Linked DNA regions of Homo sapiens: regions 1 and 2 are each linked to region 3. A link is an interaction called in ENCODE POLR2A ChIA-PET data of the cell type or tissue named here. Cell type or tissue: MCF 10A. All regions are shown on one strand.

The links. Peaks named below come from ENCODE experiments on the same cell type or tissue, not always from the same donor. Only the 100,000 strongest peaks of a DNase experiment are listed, where the experiment ranks them.
Region 1: POLR2A ChIA-PET joins it to region 3 with 16 read pairs; 2 of 35 experiments call an interaction of 5 or more read pairs at or near these places.
Region 2: POLR2A ChIA-PET joins it to region 3 with 19 read pairs; 2 of 35 experiments call an interaction of 5 or more read pairs at or near these places.

The regions. Positions count from the first base shown.
Region 1 is chr10:24,454,999-24,459,998 of GRCh38, forward strand. The region is part of intron 5 of KIAA1217; the gene reads left to right. It overlaps LOC105376455 (a long non-coding RNA gene), which reads right to left. Exons shown (of 3, transcript XR_930755.4): 2 at 2,966-3,038; 3 at 1-2,185. Among named protein-coding and RNA genes, the nearest start is that of MIR603, 180 kb to the left of the region's middle. In MCF 10A, no CTCF peak of the experiment used is centred here; DNase peaks (open chromatin) are centred at 1,583 and 3,093.
Region 2 is chr10:24,254,029-24,259,028 of GRCh38, forward strand. The region is part of intron 2 of KIAA1217; the gene reads left to right. Among named protein-coding and RNA genes, the nearest start is that of MIR603, 19 kb to the right of the region's middle. In MCF 10A, no CTCF peak of the experiment used is centred here; DNase peaks (open chromatin) are centred at 373, 1,293 and 2,173.
Region 3 is chr10:24,381,708-24,386,707 of GRCh38, forward strand. The region is part of intron 3 of KIAA1217; the gene reads left to right. Among named protein-coding and RNA genes, the nearest start is that of MIR603, 110 kb to the left of the region's middle. RefSeq lists enhancers at 1,341-2,540, 1,638-1,717, 1,868-2,027. In MCF 10A, a CTCF peak has its summit at 2,103; DNase peaks (open chromatin) are centred at 1,714 and 2,154.

The DNA.
Region 1 (5,000 bases), 73 kb after region 3:
CTGAGAGAACCTCTGCATTTTCATGAAAATGAGAAATGTGGCACTGTTGGCAACCTCGGGCTATAATTATGTTAATCTGACCATTTTAAGACTGAAATATGTTGTTTTAAAATGTTTCTGTATTTTTATTATTCGTAACAATGATCTGAAGAAATTTACTGAAATGCTAATAAGTTTCTATTCAGTATCACTTTGAGACTAGAGCACAAAAAATGAGTCAGATGTGGAATTTTGATATTTTTAATTTTGGCACAGAATTTTTATCGACAGATATGTACTCATATACATAGAGTATCTTAATATAAAAACTACCCAAATATAATTTTATATTTTAAATATAGATACAGTGAGTATATGTGCAAAGCTGTCTTGGCAGATATGTGCAATAACAAAACATCTCTACATTTGCATTAAATTCCCAATCTTTGCTCTGCCAAAAATTAATTTTGCGCATTATTACAAGATAAATGTTTTTCTATCAAGAACCATGCTAAAGCACCCAGTTCCCTGTTTTTGATATAAATGTAGGACAGGACTAGAATGGATAATGTAGTTGAAATTCTGAGAGCCTCTAAACACATATCTTGAGCTAATTAGTTCGGCTTCCTCTTCAGCAGCCAAAGCTTGCATTCTGGCCACAGACAAGTAATGACACGGGTGCTCTTTTCATTCACAAAAGAGATGTTCTCCCAGGTGGTAAGATGGGAAGGAAAAGAGAATGATCCAATGCCAAGATGTGGGTAATCACCCATCTCACAGTGATTATAGATAATTGCAATTTGAGTCTATTTGTTGTTGTAACACTACGAAATGAATTGGGAGTCTTTTACATATAGCCTGATCTGGGTTCAGAATGATCAATTAATTTGGGAATAGGAATGAGGAAAAGTACTTTTTGTTTTTTTCTGAGACACGAGTCTCCCTCTGTTGCCCAGGCTGGAGTGCAGTGGTGCAGTGGTTCACTGCAACCTCCGCCTCCCGGGCTCAAGAGATCCTCCCACCTTAGTCCCCCAAGTTGCTGGGACTAAAGGCGTATGCCACCCCACCAGGCTAATTTTTCTATTTTTTGTAGAGGTAGGGTTTCACCATGTTGCCCAGGCTTGTTGCAAACTCCCGAGCTCAAGTGATCCACCAGCCTCGGCCTCCCAAAGTGCTGGGACTACAGGCGTGAGCCACCATGTCCAGCCTGGACCATTTTCTCAAATATGATATCTTTGAAATATAATACAGTATGATGTTCTTACATTGGCTGCATCCAGAGTCCTCATTTTTTGCCAGTTCTTGTATCTCCAAAACGAATGTGTCATTCGTTTCATCCTTCTGTGAATACATTCAAGTGAGTATTTTCCGTTTTATTCATTTTCTTCTGCCTCACAGCTCACTGAGTGGGCCCGTGAATGTTTGCTGATGATATTAATAATCATGCGTGCTCAGTGACACAACAATGATGGAACTCATTAGGTATTCACAGCACCAGAAGAGAAAGTGCAAGAAGGTTTTACTGAAGCAAGTAAGCAGCTGAATCAGGGGCTCAGAGTTCAGTGTCAGGACTACAGTCACAGTTATGAGACCACAGCCAAGAAGAGATTCCCAGCAGGGAAAAACCAAGCCCTTTGAGTCATAATCCAGTGCTCGATCCACCACACCCCACTGCCTTCCTTGAGATGATGGTGTGGAGGAGTACTGATTGATGAGGAGGATTAAACCTTTTTTTTTTTTTTTGAGACAGAGTCTCGCTCTGTCCCCCAGGCTGGAGTGCAATGGTGTGATCTCAGCTCACTGCAACCTCCGCCTCCCAGGTTCAAGTGATTCTCCTGCCTCAGCCTCCCGAGTAGCTGGGATTACAGGCACCTGCCACCAAACCCGGCTAATTTTTGTGTTTTTAGTAGAGTCAGGTTTCACCACGTTGGCCAGGCTGCTCTCGAATTCCTAACCTCAAATGATCCACCTGCCTGGGCCTCCCGAAGTGCTGGGATTACAGGTGTGAGCCACTGTGCCCGGCCAATTAAACCCTTTTTAATTAAAAAAAAAAATTGGAAACTAATTTGTGTACTTCAGTGTGTTGGAGGAAACGTCATCGAAATGGCACCAGTGTCTTGCTGCCTTAATTTTAAGAAATCCCCTTTATTTATTGTCACTTATCTTCTGTCCTCTCTGGGAGAAGTGTTGCTCTAACGTTGCTTTTCTGAAAAGTAAAGATAATGCAAAGATAAAAAGAGTTGGGGAGGTTGGGTTGGGCATTGAGGGAAGATAAGCTACCTTTGGTTCAGCCTGCAGCTTGATTCTTTTTGAAGTGACTTGAAAGCTCTTGGTGCTAATCAAGAACTTTTTGTTTGTTTTTTGTTTTGTGTGTGTGTGTGTGTGTATGTGTGTGTGGGTGGCGGGGTTTGGGGGGAACAGGATCGTATTCTGTCACCCAGGCTGGAGTGCAGTGGTATAATCATAGCTGGAGTGCAGTGGTATAATCATAGCTCACTGCAGCCTTGAACTCCTGGGCTCAAGCCATCCTTCACCTCGGCCTTCAAGTAGCCAGGGTACAGGCATGCACCACCATGCCTGGCTAATTTTTTAAATTTTAATTTTGCAGAGACAGGGCCTTGCTATGTTGCCCAGGCTGGTCTCAAACTCCTGGCTTCTAGCCATCCTCCCGCCTTGGCCTCCCAAAGTGCTAGGTTTATAGGTGTGAGAGCCACTGTGCTCAGCCCTAATCATGAACTTTGAAAAGTGCTCCATAGATTACAAAGCATTTTCTTCACTTGCCTTACATCCTGTGTGGGAAGGAAGTCTTTCCTTCCTGGAGGCAACGGGTAAGAAGAGCAACTAGACAGTGTGTAGCTCCTTACTCTCGGTAGGCATTTCGTCATATGGAGCATGACTTATTGACTTGCTTCTGTTCTTTCTCATGAGCTACTCAGTGTCAGGAGTACAGGGCTTGACTTAAACATAGGGATACTCAAAGGCCCACCTGGCAGTTTGTTGTTGGGACACAGGGAAGCAGATTGTGTCTCTGAAGAGGAGGCTTCTGTCGGTGTCAGAGCCTGGTGGGGAAGAAGGGATTGGTCAATATTTGGCTAAACTCCTTCAGCTGTTGGTGCAGCAAAAGGCATGGCAGGGCGTGGGCAGAGATGCCTGCCAAGCCCGGCCTCAGGGCATGTACAGCTCCCAAACTGGTTGTCTTTGAGGCTGTTATTTATCCAAATAAGGAGAAGCAGTAGTTTTGCTGACCATCTCAGATTTCCAAGCCATGCTCCCTGGCTGGCTGACTGACTTGCTATTTGAACTGAAAACACGAAGGTATTCCTTTGAAATGGAGCAGTCTTGTGGGGCTCGTGAGTACCCTAGAGTCATTACTTGGAAGAAGATTTTTTTTGCTCCCCACATTTGTAGATAACATGAACATGGCTTGGTCTATTTGACCCTTCTCTTGTGACTCTGGCAACACTCAATACAGATGGACCTGATCTGGGACAGAAATAGTACTCATTTTCAGAGGTTCTTGAACCACTGCCCTCCTTTGAAGAGGATTCAAAGGTCAGACCTCCACACTGATTTCTTAACACTAGAATGCAAGATTATTCTAGCACTTCATAGATCCTGGCCCTGTTATCTGACTTCAGGTAAGATATTTGAAGTCTCTGAGCCCCAGTTTGTTCATCTGTGAAATGGGAATTATAATGTATCTAATGGGAATGAGATGAGAATTAAATGAGGTAATTTTGGAAAGCATTGGTAAATAGGAAGTCACCCAAAATATTCATTTTCTTCCCTATTTCCATCTTCTCTTGGCAGATTTAATTGACAATATTTATAATAGAGAAATTCTAGATAATTATGATTGCTGTCCAAAGGATTTAACCAAGCTCACAGTAGAATGGAGATTGTGATGTGAACGTTCAGTGACCCTGCATTACTATGTCCCTCTACTCACTAAAGCAGTGGTTCTCAAAGAGTATTCCCTGAACCAGCAGGTCAGTATCACCTGGGGACTTGTTAGAAATACAGATTCCTCGGCACCACCCGAGACCTACTGAATCAGACACAGTGGATGTTAGACCCAGTAATCTGATTTACTAAACTCTCCAGGTGATTCTGAAGCCCACCATCTGAGAGTTGGAGAACCACTGTCCGAGAGTAACTCACTGGTTGGGTCGGTAGTCTAGCCATTCCCCCAGGGCACCTGGACTTTCCTATCCCTTGTCCTTGACCATGCCTTAGTTCCTGCCTGGAATACCTAAGAAAGGGACCTCTTTCTTACCTGCTGAAATTCTATTCATCATTCATGAACCCACTCTCACCTCTTCAGAAAAGTGTTCCTCAGTCATCCCCACCATAAGAACCTCATTATTCTATGAACTACCAGAGTATTTGTCTGTTGCACTCATTTGACACTTAGCAAAGTTATTCTTGCTTTCTCATATTTTAATGTTCACGTACATGCCTTATTTTTCCTACTAGAATGTAAGTTCTTCAGAGGTAGAAATCATGTCTTACAGATCCCTTTTCCCTCATCAGCCTTAACCCTGGGCTTTGTATATAGGTAGCTACTCTGTAAATATATGGACCCACAGAATCTCATCATTGGAATGGGCCTTAGAGAAAGTCTACATGAGATTTCTTATTTACAGATAAAGAAAGGGATGTTGACCAGGCGTGATGGTTGACGCTTGTAATCCTAGCACTCTGGGAGGCCTAGGCAGGAAGATTTCTTGAGGCAAGGAGTTTGAGGCCAGCCTGGGCAATGTAGTGAGCTCTTAGCTCTACAAAAAAAAAAAATGTTTTTTAATTAGCTGGGGATGGTAGTGTGCACCTATAATCCTACCTATTCAGGAGGCTGAGGTGGGAGGATCACTTGAACCAAGGAATTCAAGGCTTCAGTGAGCTATGATCACACCACTGCACTACAACCTGAGCAACAGAATGAGACCCTGTCTCTTTAAAACTAAAAAAAGTGAAAAGAAAGAAAACAATGTTAACACCTGGACCAAAATGCTAGTTCCGGG
Region 2 (5,000 bases), 130 kb before region 3:
TGAGTTCGGGTTACCTCAATGACATGACCATTTACCTAATCTTTGCTTTTTCATCTGCTCTCAATTGAAAAGAAAGAAACCATTAATTATATTGAAAGATGCTGACTTGTAAGCTTCTCCCCTCTCCTGGCTCAGGTCAGTTGCTCAGAATGCACCCAGCAAAGATTGGCTGAACAAAGACAGGGAGATGTTGTGAGTCCCACTGATGCCCTTAACACCGGGCATTGTTCAACTTGGGGTCATTTGTGAAAATGATGGGAATGCAACTTCCTCACTTTACAGATGAGAAAACAGCCTCAGAGAAATGCTGGGATATGGGATATGAGTTGGTCTCATAGCCTGTGAGTGCCAGAGCCAGCTCGAATCCAAGTTTCTGACTCACAGTGACTCTTATCCAGCAGGACGTATTCTTCAGAGGCCATGTGTTGAAAACAGTTAGGTGGGTTGGGGGCTGCAGGCCATACCATTAGGAAATGGGGGGCATGTCCTCTGGGTGGTTCCTAAGCATTTGGATGTTACAGCCCTGCCTTTCTTTATTCTGTTGTTCTAGAAGCTCCAACCTGGTATGCTTTTAAGGCAGATATGGCCACAAATGAAGCACATTCACATGACTGCACTGCCTTTCTGGATGAAACAATTTGACCAAACACTGGTGTTGAGACAGTTGGTGATTTGGGCTTTGCCACGTGGTGGGAATGACACAATAAATATATTTTGATATGAATTAGGTAAAGATCTGTCTCTAACCTTGGGCTATATGTGAACATTAACTGCCCATTGGATACTGGGGAACTATAAATGTCTCCGTCCAACTCTGTTCAACTCTAATTTTTTTTTTTTTTTGAGACGGAGTCTTACTCTGTCACCCAGGCTGGAGTGCAATGACGTAATCTTGGCTCACAGCAACCTCTGCCTCCTGGGTTCAAGTGATTCTCCTGCCTCAGCCTCCCAAGTAGCTGGGATTACAGGAGCCCGCCACCATGCCCAGCTAATTTTTGTATTTTTTAGTAGACACAGGGTTTCACCATGTTGGCCAGGCTGGTCTCGAACTCCTGACCTCAAGCCATCCACCTCCCTCGGCTTCCCAGAGTGCTGGGATTACAGGCATGAGCCATGACACCCGGCCTGTAATTTTCTTTAAAGACTGCCACTGGGTGGAACCCACTGGGCCCAGTGAGAACTACGGAAAAGAGACCCATTCTTGCCCTCATTGTTAGTGTCCACATCCGGATTTACCTAAACCCCACCCAGGTGGCATTTGCATAGTAATGAAAAACCGGTATTTTCTAGCTGTGAATCACACTTCAAATCCTGAGCGGCTGACTGTCAGGGGTGCGTCAGGCCTGCTTGCTGGGAGAATGGACGAGCTGGTTGTGGAGCGGGCGGGTCCCGCCACCCGTGGGCTCAGCACTGGACTGCTCCCAGAACATTAAAGGTCTGGCTGATGTTCCATGCCACATCTGGACATGAAGACCCATGTCTGCCCTTCTGTAGAAGGGCCAAAGAAGAAAGGAGGCATCACATGTTTCTGCTGTGGGGGGCCCTTCCGAGCAGCAGACAGGAGCAAGGTACAGGAGTGGCCTGATTCTGGGGTTTCCCTGCCCCCCCTGGGGTCCCTAAACTGCTGTGTGATATGTTTCTAACTATCTGGACAGCTCACCCAAGAGTCAGTTGTTCCCAGTCGCTTCTTGCTGAGGATAAGCCAAAAGAGGGCCGGGGGCCAATCTGGTTTCTTTCAAGTGAAATTATGCTTCTCAAGCAGAGAATGATTGCCCACAGCAGTTAAACCTTGTTTAATGGTAATTAAATTGCTTTTCTTCACTTTGAAAAATCTCTTAATTTTCTGTACAAAGGCAGGAAGCATTTTTCTTTGATTCTACAGGATGTTTCTAAGTATGGTGTAATCAGTTCATCTTACCTTGCCGGGCTCTGAAAGAATGAGTGTGTGGGATCAGATTTAGAAATGCCTCAAAGGTTAGAAAGCCGAGTGCTGCCGATTAACTCAAGCTCAGATGACCAAAAAAAAAAAAAAAAAAAAAAAGCTGCTTTTCCCCTCACTTCTCCCTCTGGTTCTGCCTCAGTACTTTGCTTAGGAGTTTCTAAAAGCAGGCACAGTTGCCTGCGGGGCTGGTGTGTGTCACCTTCGCAAAGTGCAGATGAGGTCTGGCATGTCCCATCTTGTTCCTGCCTGACTACAACTCTGCACACAGACAGTGTTGATCTGGCTTGGAGCCCATAGTGGCAATCCTTGGAGTGGAGGCAGCAGAGATCTCAGTTCTTCCTAGTGCTTGAGAAGTTAACTAACTGTCTTTCCCATGAGGAAAATGTTTTGAGACTGTAGAAGCAGAGAAGAGACTTCGCCAAAGCCCATAGAAAATAAAAAGCAAACCCTCAAGCATGAAAATCCCTGGCCCTGGAGTAAGTGCAGGTGATAAGGCTTGCTATCTGATGCCTCATTCCATGTCTCTGGCTTCCCATTGCCTAAATTAAGATGTCCTGAAAGAAACCTTGGGAAAAAAAAAGCACAGTCCCCACATTTGAAGTAGAAATAGAATTAAGGAGAAATTGTGATTTTCCTGAAGGAACAGAACCAACACTGGTTTTCAAAAGCCTTAGTTTTACATTTTAGTAGAAACTGTTAGCAGTAGGAGGATTTGCTTTGTGTGTGTGTGTGTCTGTCTGCTTTGCCTTATTTTGGTTCTGACCATACCACTGCTATCTCAGTCTTAGAGGCTGATTTTGTGGCCCAGAGTGTTTCGTTCAGATATCTTTGTGTTGAGGTGATATTGAGCCAGCAGCCAAAGAAATGCATGGCCAAGATATGGAATATCTGGTCAACAGAGAATAACAACAAAGTGGGACGCATCATAAGGTCATAGGTCAGTGAAAACAGCTGCTAGCCATTTATATGCAGGAGAGAAAGAAGGCCCAGGGAGTTGGAAAGACTGAAGGTATTTTGGACTGAGCAGAGCAAAGGGATTTGGGGACATATAAATGTATGAAACAAGATGGTCAGGAAAACAATTTTTTTCAAAGGTAGCATGAATAGAGTGAGGTAAGGAAACCCATGGCCATGGTACTGGTGGCCTAATGGGAAAAGGCAGTGTAATGACTTCTACATGGAGACTTCAGTTCTGCCCCTCGTACTGTTGAAGAATATTCTGTCCAGAGAGGCTCTTCAGTTTCTACCTGGTTTTCTAATGGCTTTAAAAAACTTTGGTGTATTGGGGGAATGGAAACAAAGATATTTACTAGAGAAGTGTTTGGCAAAAAGTGCCAAGCTTATTCCTGAGAAAGGATGGAACGGCGTGGGGGGTGGAGGGAGGGTTGGAACCATACTCCAAATTCCCCTGAGGCCCACACGTGTTCACCAGACATCTGTGGGGAGCCCGGATGAGATGTGGGGCCCTTCCCCTTTCTCATTTTCTTTTTTACTTTTAGATCCTGGATCAAAATGAGTCCTTGATTCCCTCATCCCATCCCAGGACCCTTTTTTAGTTGCATTACCACCTAGTGAAGTCTACCAAGTCTTGATTTGAGAATCAAAACAAACTCAGATCAAAGTCAACCTCAGGGAATCAGAGAACACAGAAGCTGAAAGATGTATCCAGCCTTCCCTAAATGGCAGATGAGGACACTGAGGCCAGGAAGCTCAGGTGACTTATCCAGGAGCGTGCCAGTACTTAGCCAAAGATCTGGAACTGGGACTGATGCTTCCTGAAAACAGATTCCTGCCTGGAGTGCATGACCCTGCTTGAGAAAGTGCAGAGGGACAGTGACAAGGCGGGATAACGTAGCAGTCCCAGCGACTTGGGCACCCATCCTGATGCTTCCCCTAGGCCCCAGTGTTTTATTTTCTGGTAAGGCCAGACCTGAGTCAGGTCCTGCCTCCTAACTCCTTTCTCTTCCTTCAGTGGGCAACAAAGATGGCCACAGAAGCAGAGAGGGGTTCCTCCCAGGTACATATTTACCAGTACTTGTACCTTGCGCTTTTAAAAACTCTTTAGCCAGGGATAGTGGTGCATACCTATAATCCCAGCTACTTGGGAGGCTGAGGTGGGAGGATCACTTGAGCCCAAGAGGTCAAGGCTGCCGTGAGCCGTGATTATATCATTGCATTCCAGCCTGGGTGGCAGAATGAGACCCTGTCCCCTCAACCTAACTCTGATGAGGACTATATTACAAGTGTTATATACCAGATTCTGGATGGAGAAGGGAAAGTGATTGTAGACAAGAGAATATTATACTTGGTTGCTGTGTTCTCCAAACCCAAACGCATAGATACACACAGACCCACAGACACACACACACAGACATGAGCGGGACATATTTGAAATCCTCACTGGTTTTGAAAATCTGAGGCTAATAGTTGGAGGAAGTGAGGGGTGACTGTGAGAGAACAAATGTGTAACAGATACACCCTGAGAATCAGGGCTCATAAATAAGGAGTAGAGTCTATTGCACCTAAGCCTTACTACTAGCCTAAGCCTTCATACTAGAGCAAAACCGTGGGCAGACAGCACACAAAAGCAGCCCCTGTCACTCAGGGGCTTACTTCTTTTTTTTTTTTTTTTCTTTTTTTGAGACGGAGTCTCGCTCTGTCACCCAGGCTGGAGTGCAGTGGCGCGATCTCGGCTCATTGCAAGCTCCACCTCCCGGGTTCACGCCATTCTCCTGCCTCACCCTCTCAAGTAGCTGGCACTACAGGCGCCCGCCACCAAGCCCGGCTAATTTTTTGTATTTTTTAGTAGAGACGGGGTTTCACCGTGTTAGCCAGGATGGTCTCGATCTCCTGACCTCGTGATCCGCCCGCCTGGGCCTCCCAAAGTGCTGGGATTACAGGCGTGAGCCACCGCGCCCGGCCGGCTTACATCTTAATGAGCCCACAGCTGCCTGTTGACCTGGTGTCATCACGAGGGTGATCACTATTTCCAGCAAGCTCTTTGTCCCTCAAAGCCCAGGGATCAGGGGCAGCCCGTGGAAGACGAGCCACTGGTTCC
Region 3 (5,000 bases):
GAACTGACCGTAGAATGATCCTCTTCTCACCTTGCAACCCTCCTCTCCAGTCCCAGAGGCCAGGACAGTTGGCATTTGTACCCAGTGGTGTGGGTTTCCACCAGCCCTGCTGCACCTGTCTGGTAGTCCAGTGGAGGAGATGACAAAAAGGGACAATGTGGCTAACATCTGCATGACTGTTCATAAGAACCATAAACACGAGGCTGTTCCCACTACCACGTGAAAGGATAGAGGGGCTTGGTGTGTGTAGGGCACAGCTTTTCTGAAAGGCAGAAGGATTCTTTTTATGATTTTACCACGTATCATTTCCTTTTTTTTTTTTTTGTATTGGAAGTTTACTTTCTATCTTGCTTTGCTTTTTTAATTGCTTTTTTTGGCGCTTTAACAAAATGGACAAGTCGTGAGGATTTAGACCTCTCTGTCAAGGGGGCAGATGTTTCTTATGCTTCATTGCCATGTTAAGGTTCTGATTTGGGTACTTGTGTTTGCAAACAGATGGGCTTGGGGATAAGAGGGGACAGGAAAAGAGTCAACATGCAAAAGCCTTCAGAGTCTAGCACGTGCAAAAGACAGCTGAACTCTGCCATGTAAAACTGAGCAAATGCCTTGCTGGGAGAAGAAAGAAAAAGATTGATGTGAGAGAAGGTACCCTGATTTTAGTTCCTTTGCTGCAGATAATGACCCAAGCAGACTGAATTCAGACATTGTCCTAGCTGTCCTAAAAAAAAACCCTACAACTTTGTTATTATTTGTATTATCAATATTAATATTTAACATTAAATTTTGTGTCAAATTAAATTTTGATCAAATTAAGATCAAATTAAAATTTGATCTTAGGTTAGTAATCTAGGATCCTCATTGTATAAATGAGAGAAGACCACAGAAAATGTGCTTTTTGTTTATGTGTGTGTTTGCTTGTTTGAGCTCACACACTTAATTAAGTGGCAGCAGTGGGAAGTCCAGGGCTCCAGTTCCCATTAACATGATCTTACAAATGAAGGGACAAGGACACACAGGGGAGGGACACACCCAAGGAGCATCATGGGCCAAGACAGTGTCAAGATGACACAGGCTTCCACACCGTCACCAGGCTGGGGCTTTCTGTGTGGATTCAAGAAATTTGTGGTTTTTCTTTTCTTTTTTTTTTTTTTTTTTCTTGAGACAGAGTTTTGCTCTGTCACCCAGGCTGGAGTGCAATGGCATGATCATGATTCACTACAGCCTCGACTTCCCACGTTCAAGGGATCCTCCCATCTCAGCCTTCAGAGTAGATGGGACTACAGGCACGCACCCAGGCGCCTGGCTAATTTTTTATTTTTTGTAGAGATGGGGTCTCACTATGTTGCCCAGGCTGGTCTGGAATTCCTGGACTCAAGTAATCCTCCCACCTTAACCTCACAAAATGCTGGGATTATAGGCATGAGCCAGCATGTCTGGCCTGAAACTTGTGCTTTCTTAACTCCACTCACACTTAGGAGCCAGGCAAGGAATGGGATTTCTCCTTTGTGCTTGGAGGAAATGAGCTCAGGTCTCTGTAAAGATAACCTCAGCTCTGCAAACCAAAACGAAGATAAGAATAAATGCCTGTCCGCCTTCCCCCATACCTGGGGGAACTTTGACTCTGTCGGATAATGGATCTTTTGTCTTAAAGGAAGGAATTTCCTCTGCAGCCAAGAACGGTTGGCAGTGCAGGTTGAGACTTGCTGGGTTCAGGAACCAAGCCTTGGGGCAGAGAGGCTGCAGGAGCTGGGGCCGGCTTGCCCAAGGAATGGCTGAGGGTGGCGGGTGTTTTCGCACGGGGTGGCCACGCTTCTGCAAATTGCTCCATTTTACTCAGCATCCTTTGCTGTAGAGTGCCGGTGTGCTGTCACAGCAGGCTGAAAAATGCATCTGACCTGTTTATTCTGCCCTCCCTGTGAGGGGCTTTTTGGCCTGCCATTTTTCACTACTCCTGGATAGAAACAAAGGAACACAGTAAGAGGAGAGGAGAGAAATGAGAAGTTTCTTGCCAAAGCCAAGGGAAGCTCTGGTTCCAGAAAATGAGGCTGGCACTGGGCCAGCTGGGTTGATGTTGCCCTTGACCGCCTCTTTGTGGCCGATTGGGGAATGTCCCCCCAGCCGCACCTGGCCCTTATGGCGTAATCCAGTTGAGCCTGGACGGGAAATAAAAAGGAAAATGTGACTCACAGCAAGTGCAAATGCAGTCTCCCTCCCAGGGGCCTTGCTCAGCTTAGTCTTTGGGAAACTCCCCGCCTGCCTGGCCTTATTTAACACACAGACGCACGGGTTCCTGGGATAAACAGTGCTCCCCAGAGAGCCCCGGCCATGAGCAGGGTGTCTACCAGCACCTGGGTGGCCCAGAAGCACAGCTGCAACTCCATGGGGCCTCAGATATGCCGACTGGATACTTTGAGCTGTAACCCCCCTGGAAACCCGCTGTTGATGCCATCTGGAAGCCCTGGGTGTCTTTTGGCATCTGTATGTTGTCACTTTATCTCAATCCATAGAGTTTTAAGTTCTCTCATGAAGCCCTGTTGATCTTGCCTTTATTTAAAATTTTGATGGTTTATCATGAATTTTTTTTATCATTTTATTTTTTAGGAGCAATTTTTTAGGTTTGTAACAAGATCGAGCAGAAAGTACAGACAGTTCCCATACACCCTTGGCCTCCACGCATGAACAGCCTCCCCCATGATCAGCATACCCTACTAGAGTGGTACGTTTGTTACGATCAATGAAATGAGACCGACACATTGATATCACCCAGAGTCCATAGTTTACACTGGGGTTCACTCTTGCTGTTGTACATTCCATGGATTTGGACAAAGAGGCTGTCAAGGGCAACATCAACCCAGCTGGCTCAGTGTCGCCCAGGCTGGAGTGCAGTGGAACGATCTCGGCTCACCGCAATCTCTGTCTCCCGGGTTCACGCCATTCTCCTGCCTCAGCCTCCTGAGTAGCTGGGACGCAGGTGCCTGCCACCATGCCTGGCTAATTTTTTAGTATTTTTAGTAGAGACCAGGTTTCACCATGTTAGCCAGGATGGTCTCGATCTCCTGACCTCGTGATCCGCCTGCCTTGGCCTCCTAAAGTGCTGGGATTACTGGCGTGAGCCACCACACCCACCTGCTTTTTAAAAGTATTGCACAAAGACATTATTTATCATGATCACTGAGCTTTTGGGAGACCCTTAAATTTTGCACTGGAGGTATGCGTCTTGTTGACCTCACCCCAGTGCTGGCCCCTCATGTAACCCCAGGAGCATCAGACACTGTTACTGCCAGCCCCCAGCCACGGGGCCTGGAGTAAGGAGAGTGAGGAAAGCCCAGTTCCCGGCCTGTACACTGGCACGTGGTGCCACAGTTTGTCACTGGAGTCCTTCCCCAGCTCAGGCAGCACAGAAAGGGGAGGGCTAGGCAACTTGAGGGTGGAGCCAGGACAAGATGGAATCCTCACACCACTCCGGCTCCTGAGAGGAGAGGAAGCCTTCCCTCACTTCAGTCTGCCTGTGCCTGGAGATAAACCTGCCTGCCTCTTAGTTTCTCCACTTGAATAAGTCCTCATTTCTATTGCTTCAGTGTATTTGGGGGCTGGGAGAAATGCAGGAAGGCTGAGCATGGTGCATTTCGCAAATGGTGTTAAAAGACATGCAAGAGAAAGTGTGGGGAACAGTAGCTGTGTTTTGGACCCGTCTTAGACATCACTGGTGTCTGTGTAATGGTCTCCCTCGGGTGCTGTCCTGGGATGCAAGGTGTCTACTTCTCATTTGGGAGAAGCATTTTGACATTCAGACAGAGCCAAGTGACAGCAACACACAAGTCCTTTCTGAGGCTTAGAGCCTAGAAATTTACAAAGAAGAAAGGTAAAGAAAGAAATTGATGGGTTCAGCAGCACTGACTTATCCCAACGCCAGGTTCCAACAACCTATCGTGTCTAAATCTGTACTTCCACAGAGTGATGGGTTCCCTGCCCTTTCCTCTCATCCAGAGCCCAGCTGAAATTCTTTTCAGTGGAATTTATGCCACTTCTCCTTTACTCTCTCTTCAGTGAAAATAGAGAAGACCAGGAGAAAGGAAGACTAAAAAGTAAAGTGAAAACCGCCTTCCAATAGAATTTGGTTGCAGAAATAATTTCCATGAAAAATGGTCGGGCTGATATTAGGTCTGGAGTCTTAATGATGGAGTAGTTTCCTTTTAATCATGGTGCTGTCTTAGAAATGCCTGTCTGGAATGTGACCATGGGCGGGGGTTGGTGTCTGGCCACTGCGTAGTCGGCCTTCGGGGAAAGGGTAGCCACAAGATGTTCCCACTCTTCTGTGAGCCCTCAGGAATTTGAAAATAAGACTCATGTGAAAACAGGAACAACAGCAGCAACTTCTTGATGCAGACAGATTCCTTTGTTGACCATATTCTGAATGCATAGCTTTAGAAAAGAGACCTCACTGACCAGCCCGGCAGCCAGAGGAGTTCCCATTTCTGCAACAAACTGCCTCTGAAACACTCAGACTGAAAAAGCAAAAATGATCTTAAGTGGCATAGGAGGATTTTAGACTGGTTAGAGGGAGAAGTTCCTCAGGGGGACGAATTATTGAATATCTGTGTGGCTGTTCTTTTATTCCAACATGATTAACTTTGATGCTTATCATTCCCTATGGGAATTTAAGGAAAAGAAGGCTCATAATTGCCAGAATCTTCCATCCTGTGTACATGCAAGGCTGAGTAGGAAATCAGGGCAAAGGAATTGATGAATTGTCTGTCTCTAAAGATGAAAACAAAGAGGGGGCAACAACTGTAAGACTAATGTGAGACTGTCTGAATGTGAACAGTTATTTCTTGAATATTCAAAAATAAATCTATTTTATTTATTTATTTATTTATTTATTTAGAGACAGGGTCTTTCTCTGTTGCCCAGGCTGGAGTACAGTGGCACAAACATAGCTCACTGCAGCCTTGAAGTCCCTGACTCAAGCAATCCTCCCACCTCATCCTCCTGAGTAGCTG